Regions from separate parts of the Homo sapiens genome. Here region 2 is linked to region 1. A link is a contact called in ENCODE Hi-C or POLR2A ChIA-PET data. All regions are on one chromosome and are shown on one strand. Each heading gives the region's core, a stretch centred on a gene start or an enhancer-like site at or near the end of the contact. The rest is flanking DNA. Distances are from core to core; before and after follow the strand shown. Region 1 has its middle 130 kb from the start of CACHD1. Region 2 overlaps JAK1 (Janus kinase 1).

Region 1 (4,227 bases), core at 1,200-3,699:
CGTTAGTGTGCTGGAGTGCCAGGCAAAGTGTCTTCAGCTAATTGATAATGTATGTCTAATGTTTTTCTGTTCTGGAAGAAAGGGATGTAGAGAGCAAGATGATAGAAGGGCTCTAAGATGTAGCCAGGGATTCTTGGGATCAGGGAAAAGGAGGGATGAAAAAGGAGGCCAAGGATGCTCAGGACATGCTTCGAGATGTGAACCATTCTGTCTAAGCTGGCTACGTTTTCCTTGAATGCACGGGGTGATATGAATGGTCTCAGCAGTGTCTTAGTCACAACTCCCAATGATGTGATTCACTCAGCATGATTTTCTCAAGATAAGGTGTGTGTGTGTGTGTGTGTGTGTGTGTGTGTGTGTGCAAATGCTGGCATTATGTAAAGGAGTTTTTCTCCTGGGGCTTTTTAATTGGGAGACTGCTCTGCAAACACATTTGGCAAAATCCCATGAGATGAACAAGCTACCTTTGCTCTGAGAGCTAAGGAGGGGTGGGGGTGGGAGTGGTTATTCTGGGAAGCACTACATTAACATGTTCTGGCTGCCAGGAGACTGGAAGACATTGGACAGCCCTCATCTTCATGCATTTCCCAGGGTTCAAAACTTTCACGTGGATTCTGCTTATTTGCCCCCAAAGTACTGATTCTATTGTGTTAACATTTTCTTTAATGATTCAATTTAATCAAAGTGTGGATTTTATGGGGAGGGGGACTAGCTGAGACCTTAAGCAAGTCACAATCCATTGATTCCTAGAGTAGGTCACTATGTAGATGTTGAGAGGCACTGTCTGCCTGAGACCAGAAGATGAGGAGTCATTGTTCACAAAATAATGACTTTTTAAATCCTTGTGATAATTCTGCATGCTGGGGTTCCATTAGTATAACTATTTTACAAAAAAGGAAACTAAGGCACATATAAGTAACTTTCCTTGAGTTACAGAGCTAGGAAAGTGGCAGAGCTGGGATTTGAAGCCAGCCTGGCTGCCTCCAAAGGCCACGTTCTCAATTGTTAATCTCTCCTCCAGAATCAACCTCAGCCGACTTTACCTTGAAAGGCATAAGAAGCGTAGCTACTCCCACCTGTCACCAAAGTACAGAAATTTCTGATGTAGAAACTGTTATCCAGTCTTACTACTTGAATCCCTCCAGTGATGGATGGCTCACTACCTCTCAAAGGAAACATTTAGATTGTTGGTGAATTGTAATGATTAAATAGCTTTTTATTATTTATTAATGAGTTCAAACACCCTCCTGGTAGTTTCTAACCTTGATAATAGTGATAGTACCCCTGTACTGAGCTAGTAGTATGTGCCTGGCCTTGTGCGAAGCATTATCTTTTTTTTTTTTTTTTTTTTTTTTTTGAGACAGAGTCTGGCTCTGTTGCCCAGGCTGGAGTGCAGTGGCGTGATCTCGGCTCACTGCAAGCTCCGCTTTCTGGGTTCATGCCATTCTTCTGCCTCAGCCTCCCCAGTAGCTGGGACTACAGGTGCCTGCCACCATGCCTGGAAAATTTTTTGTATTTTTAGTAGAGATGGGGTTTCACCGTGTTAGTCAGGATGGTCTTGATCTCCTGACCTCGTGATCCGCCCACCTCGGCCTCCCAAAGTGCTGGGATTACAGGCATGAGTCACTGCACCCGGCCTCGGCCTCGCTAAGCATTATCTTAATACCTTGTTTAATCATCACAACAAATTTATCTTATCTACAAATATAGGGAAGAGACTCAGAGAGGTAAAGTAATTTGGCGACAAGGAGAAAATCAGGATTAGAATCCTAGTCTGTCTGAATCCAAAATCATCCCAATAAGCAACAGTGTGTTCCAGGGGCAGAACATTTGCCTTTGGAACAATTCATTTCATTGCCTTTCATTTTTATTTACTGAGACTCTGCTGTGGGGGAAGCCTTGTGCCAGCTTTGCGGGCTCATGCAAAGATGTATACAAGGCAGTGTTTGCCAGGAGCTTCCCCTCTAAAAAGAAACATGGGTGAGTATAGTGGCCCAGCTGGATCCAGCTTCACAGAGAGTGAGCCTTTGGCTGGAGGGCAGATGGAGTGGAGCATGAAGAGACAGGTCAGCTGACCACCTCCTTTTTTATGGGTCTCGTGGACTGACCATAGACATAAGGTCATATTTCCTTTTGCTTCCTCCAAGGTGTTTTTGTTTTTTGTTTTTTTGTTTGTTTTATCAGAGTGCTACGTCTTTGGAAGAAGGAACTCTCCACCTAGCACTGCTTCTGGCCTCAGTGTCGAACCTGAGAAAGGAATGAAGGCACAAGCTGAAGCAAGCACTGGGAGGGTGGTAACTGCCTGGGGCTCTGGGAAAAGCTGCCAGGAGCTTACAGTTGAAGATAGTTATCACTACTTCTCTATAATACAATACTGTGTTCTTCAAACAGAAAGCCTATGAAACCTTTCCTGATGCCCTCAAGCAGGGTTAGTCACTTAGCATTCAGTACACACCCCTGCTGTCTGACTCACTTAAGCAGCATTGTATTATAATTGTGTTTACATACTCTTCTTCGCTAGAATGCCAGCTCTCAGGACTATGGTGTCTTACATTATAAATCTCTCCCACATCTGGAACGACATGTGGGAAATGGCTTACTAGAGCACTTATCACATGCTAATATATGTTATGCATTTTACTTATTTATTTTGTTTATTATCTGGCCCTAACTGTCTGTTTTATACACAAATGTATCCTCAGCACCTAGGACAGTAGTCAGCATAGCGTAGGTGCTCAGTAAATGTTTGTTAGATGAATGACCATTCCTGAGACTGGAGGAGGGGTGAGCGGAGAACCAAGCATCAGGAAGTGGGGTGGTTAACCCAGAGAGTGCACATTGCTGGCTAGGGAATAGCAAGCATTCTCTATAATGGTGGGTTAGTGTGTGAATTATCCTCATTCTCAATTTAATTTTGAAAGTAGCATCCGTTTAACAGTGGTCCCACAGTTGAATCAGTTGAATGATAATCCACTATTTTGATGAGCCAATGATTTAAAAACTATGCCATAAAAGCAATATCGAAAAATTTCAAATACCACCTATTTTTAAAAAAACTTCATTGAATATGTTAATGGGTTATCAAAAAAGACTTTTCCTGATTTGTTGGAATTTCATTAGAGGACTAAAGGCTAAGAACACTCTCACATCCTAGAGATGCTAGAACATCTGTGCCAGACTTGTGGAGAGGTTCTCCTGGCACCAGGTCATAACCCACCTCTAACCTTTAGAAGAGCAAGTTGAAGAGGTCATCTGGAAGGACTGTTTTGGAGACAGTTGTAGGTATGCTGATTTTTGCCTTTCCTACCTGTGGTACTTTACCCTTACATTGGACCATGTGAAAAGAGAGCCCAGAGAATCATTCAGACAACTTAATATGGGTTCCCTGGAATTTGCAGGACCCAGCAACTCTCAAGGGAGAAATCTAAAGGCTGCTAGATGTGGCAGAATGAAATACAGAAAGACCTATACTGATATACTGATAGCTGCACTTCTAGCTATGGAAAGCCAAGGGGTGTAGTTCTTATGGACTAGATAAAGGTTTCATGAAAGGACTATCCTGGGATTATTTAAAAAGGGACCTGGCTGGGGGTGGTGGCTCAAGCCTGTAATCCCAGCACTTTGGGAGGCCGATGTGGGTGGATCACTTGAGGTCAGGAGTTTGAGACGAGCCTGGTCAACATGGCAAAACCGCATCTCTACTAAAAATACAAAAAAATTAGCTGGGCATGGTGGCACACGCCTGTAGTCCCAGTCACTCGGGAGGCTGAAGCAAGAGAATCGCTTGAACCAGGGAGGCAGAGGTTGCAGTGAGCCAAGAGCACGCCATTGCACTCTAGCCTGAGTGACAGAGCAAGACTTCTTCCAAAAAAAAAAAAAGGACCTATCCCAAAAGTACCTCCTGGAGTGATAATGGGACTCAACAGAGGGGTGGACCACGCAATGGCCAGCTGGAGAAGGCAATGCAATCTCAGGGAGGCAGTGCTTGTCTTTAGAAAGGATGCCTCCAGCAGGTAATCTCCAAGGGACCCACCAAACTGTCTTACAGAGGAAAGAGCCGGCAATGGTGCCTCTGCCACATTGGGAAAGCCCAAAGCCAGAGCACAACTATATGAGCCAAGTAAGACAGTTCTTAACCCTTACTTATTCTTCCTTCCTTCTTATGATACAGGCAGGGCCCAGAGCAGCAACCAACTAGAGGGGGAGGAAGTAGAGCAAGGAAAGAGG
Region 2 (4,227 bases), core at 759-3,258, 560 kb before region 1:
GGTAGAGACAACAGAGTTAGAACAGAGACAACAGAGTTAGAACGATTAGGGCTTGCTCCCCAAGTGGATATGGTCGCAGTTCCTAGGACTCCAAGATCTCTGTCCACTTCGCTGTCTCACTTCATGTCAGTCTGACCCCAGCCTGCCTTCTAAGTCTTGTTTTCTTCTCTTCATGAAATGCTTAAGTCTTGTGCTTACTGTCCCCAGAACTCGCTTGGTGATTTAATGTCTGTTACCTTTGATTACACCTTTATCTTCACCTAGAATGGAGCTCATCTGTTCCCTTTACCTTCTTAGATCTCTGACTTATGAATCCTTTGGAATAATTCCATGCTAGAATGATCTCTTTGTCCTCTGAAGTCATAGCACTTAATATCTCTATCAGTCAATGACAAATAATTATGTTTTGCCTTGTCACATCTCTTAATTGCTTTGAATTGCTAGTCAATCTTGAGCCATTGCAGCAGGTAGAGAGGTGAATTGGCTCTCCTGAATTCCTACTCCCAGCCCTAATTTCCTGTATAACCCAGGGGGAATGACTTTTCTCCCCTCATTAGTGTAGTAACACATATTTGATGCAGAACACTTAGAAAATCTCTAAAAGTGTGCAAAATGAAGTAACTACTATCACAAACACCTTGGAATACTCACAGGTAATTATTCTTGTAATGTCCTCCCCATCCATTTTGTCACCGTTTCTTTAGGATTACATGTGTGCGTCTATGCATCATAGCTAGGATCATCCTATACATGCTGTTTTTCAATTTGATTTTTTCATTACCATATTGTAAGATTCTTGTGTCAAAACATAGGAGAATCTTCAAGTCCAAATTGAAAGTGGAGCTAAATTGTTCTCAGGGAGAGTTGTACAGATGAGTATCCCCTATCTGAAATGCTTGAGACCAGACAATTTTCAGATTTCAGATTTTTGGGATTTTATAATATTAGCACTATGCTTACCCATTGAGCATCCCAAATCTGAAAATTCAAAATCCTCCAATGAGCATTTCCTTCAAGAAATGTGGTAGTCAAAAAGTCATATTTTGGAGCATTTCAGACTTCAGATTTTTTGATTTGGGTTGCTCAGCCTTACCAAAAACTGAATAGTGACTATCTCTGGGAGGAGGGAGGGGAACTTTGGCTTTTCAGTGATATCTTTCTATAATGTTGAATGTGTGCATTTATGATGAGTCTAAATGATTTTTAGAGTTGTCACCCATAGTTTATAGGTGACAGTAATTTATACTTCTACCTAATCCAGGCTTATATTTACATTTAAAAAGAAGTATAACACCAACTTTACTGACTAGATAGATAAACAATTTTAATTTACTGAAATTTCACCTTTTCACCATGATTATAGGTCCTTTTTCCATTAGTTGTTTCCATTTCCTTTGCTGTCTAATGACTTAGATTTGAGTCCTAGGTAATAAATACATGTGATCTTTCACAAGTCACTTAGTGTTTCTAAGCTTTAGTTTGCTTATGAGTAGAATAAGAGGAATGATACTTCAAATTATTGTGAGGATTGAGATCAAGTATTGAAAGTGCTTTGTAAATTGTAAAAAGTATATAATTATTGATTTTTTATTGATTTTTATATTAGTCAATGGTCATGAGCAGTTAAGCCAACTTTGCTTTTTTAAAAATTCATTTGGAGAAAGACTAAAAAGGCAGAGGTGCCTTCATTAATATTTATTTTGGTGCAATGTGGGATCCATGAGATTTGGGTTTGTGCCACATTTCTGCTGCTAATTATTAGCTATATATACAGCTGAAATGCACTGAACAAGCACAGTTTTGGCCAGGCCCAGAAATGTTCAGGGAGCACCTGGCTGGACATACATCAGAGAGCTTGGTGACCTGATAAAGCATTCATGCAAGCTCCTGGAGACTGTTTAACTGGATGACAGTAGAAGGAAACTATTTATGCAAATTTTGCTAACTGAAGTTCTCCCACACCCTTGAGTCCACATTTCACAGGCTTGTGAGATGGAAATGGGTCAAAATCAGGTTCTAATAATCTCTTTGTCATCTGCAGTCATGCCTGAGAAGGTCTGATATGGTCTTCTGAATCATCAAGGGAAGGTAGAATTTCATCCAACATGACTTTTGTGCATTTGCTGTATTCAGCTCCCTGGAAACATAGGTGCCTTAATTTTATCAGTTATCCAGAACACTGAATTCTGGATAATAGAGGAACAGGGCTGTGTAAACAACTCTGCTGAGTAATAGATGGCCTCCTGGCCTCTGGTTTCTGACTCTGTATTCCCTTTTATCCAAGGACAAGATGTTACAAAAATAATTCAGAGTGACTCCCAAGGGCAGCCCCGTGAACTTGCTGGTCCCTCCGACTGTGCTAGCAGAGGAGGATGAGTCACCAGCAGCAGAATGTTGACTCTCCCAGTGCTATTAGTGGATGTCCCAGCCAGACGCGACAACCAGGAAGACAAGCTTTGGGAAAGTTCTTTCTGACTCATTAACATCATGATTTACACAAGAAAACCTCTAGCTTCTCATTTTATTTTATTTTTTAAAGAAGTTTCCTTTTTGTATGTGTGTATAGCGAGGTGGGGCAAAGGTATGGATCCCTCAAATGAATATTCAAATTAGCTCTTACCCATAGCAGTATTTGAACTGTTTGCTCAGTTAAATTTTATTGTCCTTTCTCAATGTACAGTGCCTATATATCCATCAAAGAGTAGCAGATTCATTAAGAATCTTTAAAAAGAAGGACATTATTTTTACACAGTTGAATTTCAGGTGTCCTATGCCCATGCCTTTCCCATCATTTCCTATGTGTGAGAACCCCCACCCCACGTAGCACACCTTCACATACTGGGGACTTTCCACTTGAGGAATTCACATGAATCTGGGGATCTGCATTCTCCTTGGGTAGTATCCCCTCAGAAGAAAATCCAGACTCCTTAGGGGGCATTTGTAGCCTGGGCCCAGTTTTCCTCCTTACCTCATCTTTTTTGGTTCTACACAAACCTGTTTAGTCTTCAGTCAAGTGCCTTACCCTCCGGCTTTCCTCCTCCTCCTCCTCCTCCTCCTCCTCCTCCTCCTCCTCCTCCTCCTCCTCCTCCTCCTCCCTCCCCCTCCCCCTCCCCCTCCCCCCTCCTCCTCCCCCCCTCCCCCTCCCCCCCTCCTCCTCCCTCGTCCTCCTGCTCCTCTTCTTTTTTTTTCTCTTTTTCTTTTGGGATGCAGTCTTGCTCTGTTGCCCAGGCTGGAGTGCAGTGGCACAGCTCACTGCAACCTCCACCTTCTGGTTTAAGCGATTCTCCTGCCTCAGCCTCCCAAGTAGCTGGGACTACAGGTGCTCACCACCACACCTGGCTAATTTTTGTATTTTTAGTAGGGACAGGGTTTCACCATGTTGGCCAGGCTGGTCTCAAAGTCCTGACCTCAAGTGATCCACCCGCCTCGGCCTTCCAAAGGGCTGAGATTGCAGGCGTGAGCCATCGTGCCCAACCCCACTTTCCTTCTTTTGCTATTTCTTCATGTTTCCCTTATTTGGAATGTTGTCCTCACTCAGCTCCTGTTTTCATCCTGTTTGTATCCCACCTTCTTCGTAGTGATAGTAGTAGTATTGCATGCCTGCTGTGAGCCAGTTTTCCTACTGTGTTTATGTATATATTTTTCCAAGAGTTTAAAATAAGCCTGTAAAATAATTATGATTATCCTTATTTGCAAATGAGAAAACAGTCATAGAAAGTTAAAAATTATTCAAAGCCAGCTACTAAGTGGCAGGGCTGAGGTTTTCCTGAGCCTGAACATTCAACCCCACCATGCTGGTTTTCCCTGCCGTCCTCTGGATCCGATCAAACTCACTACACCAGCCCCACTCTTAGACCTTCTCCAGACGTGCTCTTTTCGCTTGGTCGGGTGTGTCCTGTGTTTGGCAATCAGTCATGTATTATTACCTTGCTATGTGCTTGGGTTGCTAATTCTTCTTTGGCGATATATCTTTTGTTGTTTTCTTTTCTTCTTACTGAGCTGTGCATCGCAGGCTTTACACAATGCGTTTTTGTTGATTTTACTTAATTAATGATGTCCTGGAACAAGTGAGTTATTTCTCCTAGTTATATTTAGCCCAATTAGTTATTTACATCCTACCATAATATTTGCCTCCACTAATTGCTAAGTAGTCTTGCAAATTATCCTTCAGTCTTCTTTTTCTATGCTTTTATTCCTGGGAAGGAAAGACAAAAGAAGCTCCGTGGC

What was found. Hi-C counts contacts between places; a loop is a spot of excess contacts on that map. ChIA-PET counts read pairs that join two places held with the same protein, here RNA polymerase II (POLR2A).
Region 2: a map of PC-9 shows a loop between it and region 1 (15-fold over the local background). The contact joins two enhancer-like sites. A Hi-C loop is called at or near these places in 1 of 168 maps with a recorded cell type or tissue (PC-9). POLR2A ChIA-PET finds 5 or more read pairs at or near these places in 1 of 52 experiments (PC-3).

Annotation. Positions count from the first base shown.
Region 1 is chr1:64,341,818-64,346,044 of GRCh38, reverse strand. No RefSeq gene overlaps it. Among named protein-coding and RNA genes, the nearest start is that of CACHD1, 130 kb to the left of the region's middle. Within about 2 kb of position 2,449, at least 7 of the 41 ENCODE cell types and tissues checked have a DNase peak (open chromatin) inside an H3K27ac peak, as active enhancers do; they include PC-3 and PC-9, where a contact is called at or near this core.
Region 2 is chr1:64,896,397-64,900,623 of GRCh38, reverse strand. All of the region lies in intron 1 of JAK1 (Janus kinase 1), which reads left to right. Among named protein-coding and RNA genes, the nearest start is that of JAK1, 68 kb to the left of the region's middle. Within about 2 kb of position 2,008, at least 32 of the 41 ENCODE cell types and tissues checked have a DNase peak (open chromatin) inside an H3K27ac peak, as active enhancers do; they include PC-3 and PC-9, where a contact is called at or near this core.